Linked DNA regions of Homo sapiens: region 2 is linked to region 1. Evidence: read pairs that join two places in POLR2A ChIA-PET (ENCODE). Cell type or tissue: HepG2. All regions are shown on one strand. Links, peaks and the distances in the headings refer to the core of each region. The heading gives the core; the rest is flanking DNA.

Region 1 (8,106 bases), core at 2,006-4,505:
TAGTAGAGACGGGGTTTCGCCGTGTTAGCCAGGATGGTCTTGATCTCCTGACCTTGTGATCCGCCCACCTCGGCCTCCCAAAGTGCCGGGATTACAGGCGTGAGCCACCGCGCCCGGCTGTTGTATCACTTCTTTCTCGCCTCTTCTTACTTACTGCCTTCTCGTGTTAAACAAATATTTTCTAGTATTCCATTTACATTCCCTTGTTTCTTTTACGACATTTCTGAGTTAAAAAAAAAAAAAAAAGGATTGCTGTTGGGATTATAATGAACTAAAATCTAGTTTCAATTGATAGTAGGTGAATTTTTTTTTTTTTTTTTTTGAGACGGAGTCTGGCTGTGTTGCCCAGGCCGGAGTGCAGTGGCGCATTCTCGGCTCCCTGCAACCTCCGTCTCCCGGGTTCAAGTGATTCTCCTGCCGCAGCTTCCCAAGTAGCTGGGACTACAGGCGCCCGCTACCGCAACCAGCTAATTTTTGTATTTTCAGTAGAGATGGGGTTTTACCATGTTGGCCAGGCTGGTCTTGAACTCCTGACCTTGTGATCCACCTGCCTCAGCCTCCCAAAGTGCTGGGATTACAGGTGTGAGCCACCGCACCCGGCCAGATAGTAGGTAAATTTCAACAGGATACAAACCATGAGCTCCAACACTGTCTTCTCCTCCTGTGTGCTGCAAAGTATATGTAAATTATACCCTCATACATTAAAAACCCATCAATAGTTTTTTTTTTTTAATTGAGACAGGGTGGTCTCACTCTGTCGCCCAGACTGGAGCAGTGGTGCAGTCACAGCTCACTGCAGCCTCGAACTCCTGGTCTCAAATGAACCTCCCGCTTTAGCCTTGCAAATGGCTGAGACTATAGGTGCATGCCACCACACCTGGCTAATTGTTTTTGTAGAGATGGGGTTTTGCCCTGTTGCCCAGGCTGGTCTCAAATCCCTGGGCTCAAGCGATCTGCCCGCCTCAGCCTAGCACAACGTTGGGGTTACAGGCATGAGCCACGGCGCCTGGCCACATTTCATTATGTCAATTGACCTATCTTCAAGTTTGCTGATACTTGCTTCTACCAACTCAAATTCAATTACTTTACAACTACAGAATTTCCATTTAATTCTTTTTGAATAATTTATCTCTGTATTGTATTTTCTATTTGGTGAGACAATGACAATTTTCATACTACCATTTTAGTTCTTTAAACATAATTTCTTTTAGTGCTTTGAACATTATTCGTAACAGCTGACTTTGTCTTTATTTAAGCTGAGTGGTGGATCACGCCTGTAATCCCAGCTCTTTGGGAGGCGCAGGTGGGCGGATCACTTGAGCCCAGGAGTTCAAGACCAGCCTGGGCAACATAGTGAGGCCTCATCTCTACAAAAAATAAAAAAGTTGGCTGGGCACGGTGGCTCACGCCTGTAATCCCAACAGTGGCAGGCCGAGGCGGGCGGATCACGGAGGTCAGGAGATCGAGACCATCTGGGCTAACACGGTGAAACCCTGTCTCTACTAAAAAAAGAAATTAGCTGGGCATGGTGGCGGGCACCTATAGTCCCAGCTCCTTGGGAGGCTGAGGCAGGAGAATGGCGTGAACCCGGGAGGCGGAGCTTGCAGTGAGCCGAGATTGCGCCACTGCACTCCAGCCTGGGCCACAGAGAGAGATTCCGTCTCAAAAAAAAAAAAAAAGCCAGGTGTGGTGATGCGTGCCTGTCATCCCAGCTACTCAGGAGATTGAGGTTGGGAGGACTGCTTGAGACCAGGAGGTCGTGGCCACAATGAGCTGTGTTCATGCCACTGCACTCCAGCCTGGGTGACAGAGCAAGACCTTATTAAAAGGAAAAAAAGGGCCAGGCACGGTGGCTCATGCCTGTAATCCCAGCACTCTGGGAGGCTGAGGCCGGTGGATCACCTGAGGTCAAGAGTTTGAGACCAGCCTGGCCAACATGGTGAAACCCCATCTCTACTAAAAACACAAACAAAATTAGTCAGGCCTGATGGTGGGCACTTGTAATCCCAGCTACTCGGGAGGCTGAGGCAGAACAATTGCTCGAACCTGGGAGGCAGAGGTTGCAGTGAGCTGAGATAGCGCCACTGCACTCCAGCCTGGGCGGCAGAGTGAGACTCCGTCTCAAAAAAAAAAAAAAAAAAGCAAAAAAGGCCAGGCACAGTGGTTCACACCTGTAATCCCAGCACTTTGGGAGGCTGAGGTGGGTGGATCACGAGGTCAGGAGTTCAAGACCAGTCTGGCCAACATAGTGAAACCCTGTCTCTACTAAAAATACAAAAATTAGCTGGGCATGGTGGTGGTGTGTGTCTGTAGGCTGAGGCAGGAGAATCGCCTGAATCTGGGAGGTGGAGGTTGCAGTGAGCCGAGATTGTGCCATTGCACTCCAGCCTGGGCAACAGAGCGACACTCTCTCTCAAAAAAAAGAAAAGTCGGCCGGGTGCGGTGGCTCATGCCTGTAATTCCAGCACTTTGGGAGGCTGAGGCGGGCGGATTACGAGGTCAGGAATTCTAGACCATCCTGGCCAATGTAGTGAAACCCTGTCTCTACTAAAAATACAAAATTAGCCGGGCGTGGTGGCACGCGCCTGTAGTCCAGCTACTCAGGCGGCTGAGGCAGGAGAATCGCTTGAACCTGGGGAGTGGAGGTTGCAGTGAGCTGAGACTGCACCATTGCACTCCAGCCTGGGTAACAGAGTGAGACTCCATCTCAAAAAAAGAAAAAAAGTCTTTAGTAAGTTCAGCATCTGGGCTTCCCCAAGGATGGTATCTATTGATGGCTTTTCCCCCCATTTATGGGTGATATTTTGTTTCTCTGCTTTTTTTTGCTGAAAAGTAGACATTTAAAGCAACATGATGAGACCAGTTGTTCTTATCCCCCAGGTTTTGTTACTTTGTGGTTTGGTTGCTGCTTCTGTGTGTTTAGTGACTTTTCTGGACTAATTCTCTACTCCCTTTGCTGTGTGACCAGTGAACGCTCTGTACTGTACAGTTTCCTTAAATGCCTCGATTCAGTGAGTCTTTTTTCCCTGGCTGGGAGGCTTTTCCAGCAGTTTCCAGCTCTGCTGTAGCTTTCGCTTTCTGTTTGCACAAGGCCTCAATCAGCCAAGGGGAGATCAGAGAATGTTCTGTCCCTTCCTGGCCGTGCGTACAGACCCACACGTGCCCAGGGCTTTCCGTGTCCCCAGGAAAATGTCAGTGCTGCCCGGGTCCCCACAGGCGCCTCGTTCCTCACCTCGTCCTTTCTGGGCAGGTGCCGGCTGCCCCAGTGGGTAGTGCCTTGGACAGCTGTGTGGTTAAACGGTGCCACTGATTGTTTCTGACCAATGCTGTGGAAAGGGGGCTTTTCTCACTGAGCGAACTGCAGGGCAGGCCAGATATCACAGGCCTATGAATGCTTTCCAGGGAGCTGCCAGAGGTGAGATTGAAGCAGGCTGTTTCACCGGAGTCGTAATGGGGTGCCTGGTTTACTCAGCCTGCCGCCCTCAACCCCTCGCGGAGGGAGTGTGTGGGCCAATGAGGCAGGACTGGAGTGCAGGATCGCTGGAACTGGCCGGCTGTTTAGGCACCGGTGGGTTCAAACTCCACTCACTTGGACCCTCTGTGCTCCACCCCTTGCAGGAGGGTGAGCAGGTGCAGGAGCTGGAGCAGGTGCTTTTGGGTGCCGGCAGCAGTGAACTCTGTGCAGGCCCCGTGCAGCATCCAGGGCCGGGGTACCTGTGCCCCCCAAAGCCCCAGAGGGCGTGTTACGGGGCTCCTTTAGCTCTGCCGTCCACAGACAGCTGAAGTGTTAACAGCTCAGTGGACCCTCTGCCTTTTCGCGTGAGGCTGCCGGTGAGAGGCAAAGGGCCGGTGTGACCGCCTTTTGTATCCACCTGTGGCTCTAGAGCTCGTCTGGCATCCAGGAAAAATGAGGTTACGCAAACGAATTGAAGGATGGTAAATGTGGGGGATTTTATTGCTGATGAAAGTGGCTGTCAGCAGGAAGGGGAGCTGGAAAGGGGATGGGGCGGGAAGGTAATCTTCCCCTGAAGTCTGGCCACATCTGTGTCTGCAGATGGATTCTTCTCTGAAGTGACACCGTCAAGCTGTCCCTTAACATCCAGCTGCTTCTCCTCTCTGCTGGCTGAGTCTGGGGCCTTTATAGACACAGGATGGCGGGGGGCAGGGTGGGACCATGGTGGTTTAGGAACAGGCAACATGAGGGCAGGAAAGCAGGGATGGCAGTTCTCAAGGTGGGCCATGGTCTCAGGCATTTCAGCTTGAGGGTGGGGCTTCACCAGGAACCTGCCCCTGTCTGCCTAGAATTTCTCTACCTCCTGTCCCCATCAAGATGGCAACAGCTCTCTCTGGGGTGGGACTTTTGGGGGCTCATACTGAGCCTGCCTCTCTGGGCTGCTAGTTTTCAAAGCACCAGAGAGTTGGAGTAAGGAGAATGAAACACGGCAAGTTAAAATGACAAAGCTCTCTGTACCAATATTCAGCTGTTTTTCTTTTTACTTTTTCTTTTTGGAGACGGAGTCTTGCTCTGTCAGCCAGGCTGGAGTGTACTGGTGCAATCTTGGCTCACTGCAACCTCCGCCTCCCAGGTTCAAGCAATTCTCCTGCCTCAACCTCCCAAGTAGTTGGGATTACAGGCATGTGCCATCATGCCCAGCTACTGTTTGTATTTGTAGTAGAGACGAGGTTTTACCATGTTGGCCAGGCTGGTCTTGAACTCCTGACCTCAGGTGATCCACCCACCTCGGCCTCCCAAAGTGCTGGGATTACAGGCATGAGCCACCATGCCAAGCCTCGGCTGTTTTTCTTTAATAAACATTCATTAAATTATTACAAGCCTTAGTTAATAATTTCCAGAGTTCTGAAAAAGTTAATTTTGACAATTTTTTCCCTAGTGGTGTCATTGCTTTTCTCGAGGAGGGATTTTCAGAGGGACTTGCTACCCTGGAAGTCCTGCGTCCTTTCTGTCATATCAGCTCACCCCCTCAGAGGTTCTGACCTGGGACATAATCAGTCTCTATGTAGCTGCTTTGAATTGTCATTTATTTCCCCTTTTCTTAATTGTGGGGGTCTTGACTGCAGGGTAAATGGCTCTGGCTGCTGCGATTTTAACTTGGTATCTTTCCTTTTTCTTTCTTTTTGGAGACGGAGTTTCGCTCTTCTGGCCCAGCCTGGAGTCCAGTGGCACGAACTCGGCTCACTGCAACCTCCCTCCCCGCCTCCCGGGTTCAAGCGATTCTCCTGCCTCAGCCTCCTGAGTAGCTGGCATTACAGACTTGTGCCACCACACCCAGCTAATTTTATATTTTTAGTACAGACAGGGTTTCTCCATGTTGGCCAGGCTGGTCTTGAACTCCTGACCTCGTGATCCACCTGCCTCAGCCTCCCAAAGTGCTGGGATTACAGGCGTGAGCCACCACACCCGGCTGGTATCTTTTTTTTTTTTTTTTTTTTGAAGACAGAGTCTTGCTCTGTCCCCCAGGCTGGAGCAACCATCACAGCTCACCGCAGCCTCAGCCTCCTGGGCTCAGGCGATCCTCCCGCCTCAGCCTCCCGAGTACCTGGGACCGCAGACGCGCTCCACCATGCCTGTTCTTTGTTGTTGTTGTTGAGACAGGGTCTCATTATGTTGTCCAGGCTGGACATGAACTCCTGGGCTCAAGCATCCTCCTGCCTTGGCTTCCTGTTGTGATTATAGGTGTGAAATACTACACCCAGCCTGATTTTTGGTTTTAGAGACAGGATCTTGCTGAGCTGCCCAGGTGGGAAGGCAATGGCTGTTCGCAGGCTCACTCACGGTGCACTACCGCCGTGAGCTCCTGGACTCAAGTGATCCTCCTGCTGCAGCCTCCCAAGCAGCTGGGACCACAGGTGTGAGCCATGTTTCCAGTTTATCACAGGTAATTTCAGATGTGAGTGACGTTCTGTGCCCAGTAATGGGGCTTTTGGGGTTTATACCACTGCACTCCCCCAGCTGTGGTGTACAACTTGCACCTCGTCCCTGAGCTCTTGCTGATGCCACAGCTGAGCTCTTGCTGATGCCACGGCTGCCTTCTCACTGCCTGTGGGTCCCTCTCTCTAGCTTCAGTATTTCATTCTGCTTTCCAACAGAGCCAAGCTGGGCCCAGTTCCTTCTACTCTCCTGTGAGACTGTCTTCGCTGTCCCCCAGCGGGAAGGAGGAAAGCAGCTCCCTGGTGTGGGGGGAGGTGGGTGGAGGTTGTGTGCGGCTCCACGTGCTGGGGCCCTTCCCCTCCTGCCAGGCTCAGGCCCAGGCCCAGCTGCCGCTTGGAAATGGCGACCCCTGAATGGAGACCTGTCTTGCCAGATGCTGCACGGTCTCCTGGGCAGAGCAGGCGCTCTCTGTGCGGGGAGCTGACGGCTCACGGGCTTTCCACAAAAACCTCTCACCTCCTTCCAGGTTTTACAAAAGCCACCAGCTTCTCTTCTACAGCAGCAAAAGCCGCCATATTTCTTTCCTTTTTCTGTTGAAGCCTGGGGCCTTACGCCTTGGCAAGGTGTCAGCTTCCCTGAGAGGGGGACCCTGTGCCAGAAAGGGGTGCCAGCTTCCCTAAGAGGGGGACCCTCGGCTGGGGAGGGGCACCGGCTTCCCTGAGGGGGAACCCTGTGTCGGGGAGGGGCGCCAGCTTCCCTGAGAGGGGGACCCTGTGCCAGGGAGGGGTGCTGGCTTCCCTGAAGTGCCTAGGGTCCGAGCACTCACCTGCTCTGTGCTTTGGGTTTGTTTGTTTTTTGTTTTTTTTTTTGCTAATGGCAGTCCTCAGAGCCTCCGGAAGGGAAGGCATCAGGAAGGCTTGAGTTACAGGTGGTGGACCCTCAGAGCCAGCCTGCTCCAGAGCCCGGGCTCCCAGGCAGGAGCTGGGTAGCGCTGGGGTCCATGGATGTAGTTGAGCGAGTGGGGTTACGCCATCTTCCTCCAGCTCCAGCCAGAGACTCCCGAGAGCGGTCTGAAGCCCACATGGGTGGCCCCGGGCAGCAGGGTCTCCAGGCTGGCACGCAGGCTCCTGCGGTTCTGGGTACTCTGACGTTTCTCAGTGTTTATTCACAAGTCTCTCTGAGGGGCGGCAGGCTGTCTCTCGTCCCCTATGGCAGGAGGCTGTTTGGGAGTCGCATGTGCGGCATCTCTGGCAGGTGCACGGGAGCCGAGACTCCAGCAGACCAGGGTGGGGGCCGGAAGGGAGCTGCTCTCGCCTGACACCCCTCGTGGGCACCCGAGACAGGGAGGCACAGCATGGTGGCCGGGACGTCGTCACCACTGTGGGCTGGAACTGCAGCGTGCTCTGTGTGACACAGGCTGACTCAGGTTTTTCTTTTAAGGCAGGGCTTAAAGGAAGTTTTACTGTGACCAAAGTTCTGTGATTGAGGGGGTGTGGAGAAAACAAAAAGCCTGGCCAAGATGGTGAAACCCCGTCTCTACTAAAAATACAAAAACTAGCCGGGTGTGGTGGCAGGCGCCTGTAGTCCCAGCTACTCGGGAGGCTGAGGCAGGAGAATTGAACCCAGGAGGTGGAGGCTGCAGTGAGCTGAGATTGCGCCACTGTGCTCCATCCAGCCTGGGGGTCAGAGCAAGACTCCATCTCAAAAGCAAGCAAAAAACCCCCAAAAACCCACGAAGCCCCCAAAACAAACCACAGCTAATCCGAACCCAGAAAAATAGACTGGAACCTTCTGGCTTCTCCACACCCCCACCCCAAGCCCGTAAATGAGGTGGACAACCCTGCCTTTGCTCAGGCTCAGCCCTGAAGGGAACAGGAGGGAATCCACAAAAGTTCTGTTCACAGATCGAAGACAGGAGAGGGGGCATGGCCCCACGCCTACCCCCAACCCCACGCAGGGGCCCAGCTGGCGAGGGAGCTCACAGCAGCCTTTGGGGGAATGAAGCCACTGCCCCCGCCACTGGCTCAGCCTGGCAGGGCTCAGGGACCCTCCCAGGTCGGGCTCCTCCGCAGGGGACCCAGTGACCAGGACCCTGTTGATTCTGATGCACGGGCAGTGTCTGCTCTTCTGTGGGGGTTGTTTCTGTAGCTGCCACTCCCTCCCCAGCACCCAGGTACAGGGGACAGACAGCTCAGAAGGAAAAGGGTGAGGCGCCT
Region 2 (6,233 bases), core at 1-2,500, 280 kb after region 1:
GCTGTGGCCCCCACATTGGCTGCACGCCCCCTGGCAGACCTGCCCAATGGCTGCACTCACTGCTCGGGGTTTTGCAGTTCTGTTCACCTGCTATTGGTTTTCCTTTTATCCTGGGTATCAGTCTGGTTTTTATAGCAAATCCTTTGAAACAAAATCCAGGAGGAAAAATTGTGGGAAACTTTATTCTTGTGTGGCATCACTTCCTTCCATCCGTAGCGTGGGCTCTGGGGACGTGGACTGTGCAGCTGCCCTGAAATTGGGGTGGGAGTAGAAGTCCTGAGGCCTCTCGCCTGATCCCTCCTCTGTCACAGGGCTCTGGTTGGACGTTACACTTCCTGGCCAAAGGGCCTTTGTTGCTGCCCTGAGGGAGCAGGAGTTCAGCTCATGGAGCGGAGGGTTTGGAGAGAGGGCCTCCGGGTCTGCTGGTGGGTTAATGTTCCATCAGTGCAGCCTGGGGAGCAGGGCTGGGCTCAGCGGCTCTCAGCCGGTGCTCAGTCTCTGTTGGGATGGAGAGTGAAGGGCGGAGCAGAAGCCCTTCCCGCTGGGACACGGCTTCTCCAGGGGACACTGCTTCTCCAGGGGACATGGCTTCTCCAGGGGACACGGCTTCTCCAGGGGACATGGCTTCTCCAGGGGACACTGTTTCTCCAGGGGACACTGTTTCTCCAGGGGATGGCAGCTTCTCCAGGGGACACGGCTTCTCCAGGGGAGGGCAGCTTCTCCAGGGGAGGGCGGCTCCTGGCTTTTTGACTGTGTAAGAAACATTTTACATCAGGATTTAGACGCATGGAACATGTGTGGGAATTGGAAGTTTTGCAGAATAAGCATTTGCTGTGTGTGACGTGCTTCATTAGCTATTCTGCTATAATTTTTTCTTTTTTCTTTTTAATTTTTCTTTCAATTTTTAGAGAAAGGGTGTTGCGCTGTCACCCAGGCTGGAGTGCAGTGCTGCGATCACCACTCACTGCGGCCTCAACCTTCAGGGCTCAAGCTGAGGAGCTAGGACTACTATGGGCGTGCGCCGCCGTGCTGGTTAATTTTTAACAGAGTCTCGCTGTGTTGCCAAGGCTGGTGTCAAACCCCTGGCCTCAAGTGATCCCCACCCACCTCTCCTTCCAAGAGCGTTCTCTTTTTTTTTTTTTTGAGACAGTCTCACTCTATCCCCCAGGCTGGAGTGCAGCGGCGCGATCTCGGCTCACTGCAACCACCATCTCCCAGGTTCAAGTGATTGTCCCGCCTCAGCCTCCCGAGTAGCTGGGATTACAGGCACCCGCCGTCTTGCCTGGCTAATTTTTGTATTTTAGTAGGGATGGGGTTTCACCGTGTTGGCCAGACTGCCCACTTCAGCCTCCCAAAGTGCTAGGATTACAGGTGTGAGCCACCGGGCCCGGCCATCCAACAGTGTTCTGTTCGTGTTTAAAATGCTGCTTGTGGCCAGGCATGGTGGCTCACGCCTGTAACCCCAGCACTTTGGGAGGCCGAGGCAGGTGGATCACTTGAAGCCAGGAGTTCGAGACCAGCCTAGCCAACTTTGCGAAACCCCGTCTCTACTAAAAATACAAAACTCAGGCATGATGGCACACACTTGTAATCCCAGCTACTTGGGGACCCCCCCCCCCCACAGACAAACATGCCGCACCTGTGGCAGTAACTAGGCTTGAGCCCGACTGTCTTTCCTCCCCTGGTTCTGGCAGGAGAGGCGGGAGATTTTTGAGCAGCACCTGAAGAGCCTGAAGCTGACCCAGTCCAGCACCTTTTACTCCCAGCGTCTGGCAGAGCTGACACCAGGATTCAGTGGTACGTTCTCAACCCGCAGCCTGGGCAGCGTCACGTCCTGAGGGCAGGTGGTGTCACCTGCGCAAACAGCATCGAGGCCTCCTCTGTGGGGTGGGCGCTGCTCCTTCTCTGGGGGCCTCTGCTCAGTACAAGCCTGGGAGGGAGCTGATGTGTATGTGGGGCAGCAGGAGGTCCAGACGGCACCCGCACTCCGTCCTCCGCCCCGGGGTGGAAAAGCAGACGGTGGTTCCCGGTCTGTGTTGTTTCCAGAGATAGTGGAGTTATGTTGCTTCCACACAGTGACCAGTCATGCCGGCGTTTCCCGTCAGACCCAGAGTCAGACCACGCAGTCCCGGCAAAGCCGCCTCCCTCTGACCCTCACGGTCTCTGTCAAGTTGTAGAAATAGAAATCATACCTCAAGATGCTTTTCCTGCTGTGTGGTTCACATTTTAAAAGTTAATGTCAACAAACCTCCCTTTTATTATGAGATGAATTTGCCCTTTGATTATTCGTTAGGGTCTTTCACTAGAATTTTGTGGTTACTAGAGAGCCTTTAATTTCTTTGCCATCAATGCTCATGAGCTGTTAGGTGGAATCAGCCACAAGATGGGGTGTGGAACTAACTGCCCTTGGGAGGAGAGACGGGCGTCAGGGCGGATGGAGCCTGGCGGTTCTGTGTCTCGTCTGTGGAATGGCCTCAGTGGAACACGGTGCAAGTGCCTGCCGCTCTCCCCACCCCTGCTCCTGGCGCCGGCGCCTGCCGCTCTCCCCAGCTCTGCTCCTGGCGCCAGCTCCCCGTGCCTCTCTCCCAGACGCTCTCACCAGCACTCTTGGTTCTTGGTCTCTTTTCCCTCTTTGTTCTTCCTTTTATTTATTTACTTATTTATTTTGAGACAGAGTCCTACTCTGTCGCCCAGACTGGAGTGCAGTGGCGTGATCTTGGCTCCCCGCAGCCTCCGCCTCCTGGGTTCAACCGATTTTCCTGCCTCAGCCTCCTGAGTAGCTGGGATTACAGGCGCTCACCACCACGCCCGGCTAATTTTTGTATTTTTAGTAGCAATAGGGTTTCACCCTGTTGGCCAGGCTGGTCTCAAACTCCTGACCTCAGGTGATCTGCCCACCTCAGCCTCCCAAAGTGCTGGGATTACAGGGGTGAGCCACCATGCCCGGCCATCTTTGTTCTCCCTTGAGGGCCCCTTCCTCCTCTTAAGCCCTGATAGCAGAAACCCACCCACCCACACCGTGGCTGTTTGTGTTGACAGGGGCTGACATCGCCAACATCTGCAATGAGGCTGCGCTGCACGCGGCGCGGGAGGGACACACTTCCGTGCACACTCTCAACTTCGAGTACGCCGTGGAGCGCGTCCTCGCAGGTACAGGGGGCGCGCCCTGGGTGAAGGCCCTCCTTAGCAGGGCTTGAACCCCAGAAATACCCAGGCAGGTATTGAGAGGTGAGGTGGATGGAACCATCACACAGGAAGGAACACACGTTGCGTTTCAGTTCTGCGTAACTCATGTCTTTATGATACCTTGTACTTTTCCTTAGTTTAAAATATCACAGATTTACCTAAGAGTAGACGCTCGTCCAACAGAAATAAAAAATGCCTTGCCAAAGAAAGTGAAAAAATAAAAATAAAAAATGCCCCCCAAAAATAAAAATAATAAAAACTAAAAATGTCTTGCCAGCCTGGGTGTGGTGGGCTCAGCCTAGCCCCAGCCTCATGGGGGCTGAGCTCCAGCCGCTGACTGTGGGCCGGAGGGCTGCTGCCGCCCGTGGCTGTGGAGGGACAGCCGTGCTTTCAGCGCAGCAGGGGCTCTGCGGAGAGGTGTGGATCTGCAGCACCACCTCTGGTGAAACTCATGGTCCCGACCGTCAGTAGGAACGGGAGATGAGTTTTGGTGACGGGTGACCGGTGGGCTGACCGCCTCTGACTGCCGTTCCGTGGCTGCTCAGTGTGGGGTCTGCGACGTCTGTGAGGAGAGAGGACCAAACTGGGAATCGGAGCTGCTGGAGGTTTCCATAGCTATGATGGCAACACCCAGACGTGATCAGTCATCTCATGGAATGGAGTTCAGACCCGCACTGTCAGTGTGAGACAGGTTGAACGTTTGAAAAGGGAAGTGGTTCTTGCCCCAGGTGTTTGAGGAGCACGAGCCTCCTTTGCGAGCTATCCCTGCGAGAACCGAGTTCCTCACCCTCAATTCGAGTGAATTCCTAGCACGAACACGCCTCTTGCAGGTCCCCAGGGCTTCAGCTTGGGAAAGCAGTGGGTTCCTGCAGAGGAGTGGGGCAGCTGCTGTGCCAGACACTGCAAAACACACCTGGCTTCTCTCCGACAGCCCTGCGGGTCGAGAGGACTGGCGCTGCCTGTGTCTTACTGAAATTTATTTTCGTGTAACCATTTACTTTTATGTGGAAATCGAAAAGCTTTTGATAATAGTAGCAAAGCAGGAAGGACTGAGTGGGAACCACAAGCCAGTTGAAAGAAAATACATGACGTACTTGAGTGCTCAGGACCACGAGCTGATTCAAGTTGTACAGAATGGACACTTACAGATGTGTGGAAAATCTGAGACAGGAAATGAAGCCTCACCAGTAAGCTGAACAGGGGAGATTTAATGCAAACATTTGTCCCTGGCTGGGCACTGTGGCTCATGCCTGTAATCCCAGCACTTTGGGGGCTGAGGCAGGAGGGTTGCTTGAGGCCAGGAGTTTGAGACCAGCCTGGGCAATACAGCAAGACCCCATCTCTTAAAAGAAAAGAATAAAGAGTATTAGCCAGGCATGGTGGTGGAGCACACCTCTGGTCTCAGCTACTCAGGAGGCTGCAGCAGGAGGATTGCTTGAACCTGGGAGGTTGAAGCAACAGTGAGCCGTGATCGCACCACTGCCCTCCAGCCTGGGCAACAGAGTGAGACCCTGTCACTGACAGAAAAAAAGCCTTGTCCCTGAGGCAAAAAGCTTCTGAAGGGGTGAGTAGAAGCCATAAGGATCCAGAAAGTGATGGGGATGGGAGCTGCGCCTCCAGGTCTGAGGGGAGAGGGAAAGTAAGCAGGAGGCCCGTAACTCAGAGGAGGCCTCTGCCCATCCTGCCAGGGAGAAAGTCAAAAGCTGCTGTTCTGTGACCCTTGCCCCGACCCTGTGGCACCCCCCCAACCATGGGGCAGGAGGAGACACTCCTCAGAGGGTTGCACTTGTTCCTAAAAGCAGCAGGAGCTATTTCGATGATTGCAACATTTATAAAAGAAGAAATCACGACCTCCTTCAACAGCCCTTTGACCTGAAGAGTGTCGTTTTGAGTTGGGGTGTCCAGAGCCGCAGCTGCAGCTCCAAGAGGCAGATGTGCAGAGAGAGGCTTGCTTTGACCACACGGGGCAGGAGCAGGGCCCAGCCAGGGAGAGGCCGGGGTCTCAGCTCACCCCCCCGTCATTCTTTTTTGTTTGTTTTTTGAGACGGAGTCTTGCTCTGTCGCCCAGCCTGGAGTGCAGTGGCATGATCTTGCCCTACTGTAACCTCCGTCTCTCAGGTTCAAGTGATTCTCTTGCCTCAGCCTCCCAAGTAGCTGGGACTGCAGGCGCCCGCCATCACACCTAGCTAATTTTTCTATTTTTAGTAGGGACGGGGTTTCACCATATTGGTCGGGCTGGTCTCGAACTCCTGTCCTCAGGTCATCCGCCCGCCTTGGCCTCCCACAGCGCTGGGATTACAGGCGTGAGCCACCGCGCCCAACTCATACCCCGGCATTCTTTCAGGGACTGCCAAAAAGAGCAAGATCCTGTCCAAGGAAGAACAGAAAGTGGTTGCGTTTCATGAGTCGGGCCACGCCTTGGTGGGCTGGATGCTGGAGCACACGGAGGCCGTGATGAAGGTGGGTCTTGGCAGGTGCCGGCTCCACGGGCCTTGGCCAAAGGTGGGTGGGGAGTCCCGCCTGTGTCTGTAGCTGACTGGGGAGTCCCGCCTGTGTCTGTAGCTGACTGGGGAGTCCCGCCTGTGTCTGTAGGTCATGTGAGAGGAAAGCCTGCCACTGTCATGATCCATGGAGCAGGGTGGGTGGCGACTGATGGGCGGGAACTCGGACGTGGGAGGCAGGAGTGGGCTGTGTCACATCGGAGCATGGTGCTGCTACTGGGGTGACTCGTGGAAGGTTACACCATGCAATGGGGTTTCGCTGCCTTTGCCTGTCCACCCCAAATGACTCCTAACATTGGAAAGAAGTGAGTTGAGTGTACATTTAAAAAATACTATTCTAGGCTGGGCATGGTGGATCACCTGAGGTCAGGAGTTCAAGACCAGCCTGGCCAACAGGGCAAAACTGTCTCTACTTCAAACAAACAAACAAAAAACTACTCTTGTAGGCAGCTGTGAACTCGATGGACATTTATTCTTACCAAATGGTGATGTTACAGCTTCTCTAAGACGTGGCTCCACCACCGGGAGTCCGAGTGCTGCCAAGAG

The links. ChIA-PET counts read pairs that join two places held together with the same protein. Peaks named below come from ENCODE experiments on the same cell type or tissue, not always from the same donor. Only the 100,000 strongest peaks of a DNase experiment are listed, where the experiment ranks them.
Region 2: POLR2A ChIA-PET joins it to region 1 with 6 read pairs; 4 of 35 experiments call an interaction of 5 or more read pairs at or near these places.

The regions. Positions count from the first base shown.
Region 1 is chr16:89,258,736-89,266,841 of GRCh38, forward strand. No RefSeq gene overlaps it. Among named protein-coding and RNA genes, the nearest start is that of ZNF778, 45 kb to the left of the region's middle. In HepG2, for the core only: no CTCF peak of the experiment used is centred there; DNase peaks (open chromatin) are centred at 3,086 and 3,486; H3K4me3 peaks cover 1,402 bases.
Region 2 is chr16:89,544,964-89,551,196 of GRCh38, forward strand. It overlaps SPG7 (SPG7 matrix AAA peptidase subunit, paraplegin), which reads left to right. Exons shown (of 17, transcript NM_003119.4): 11 at 1,695-1,797; 12 at 3,040-3,150; 13 at 5,531-5,646. Among named protein-coding and RNA genes, the nearest start is that of RPL13, 13 kb to the right of the region's middle. In HepG2, for the core only: no CTCF peak of the experiment used is centred there; DNase peaks (open chromatin) are centred at 368 and 1,038; H3K4me3 peaks cover 978 bases.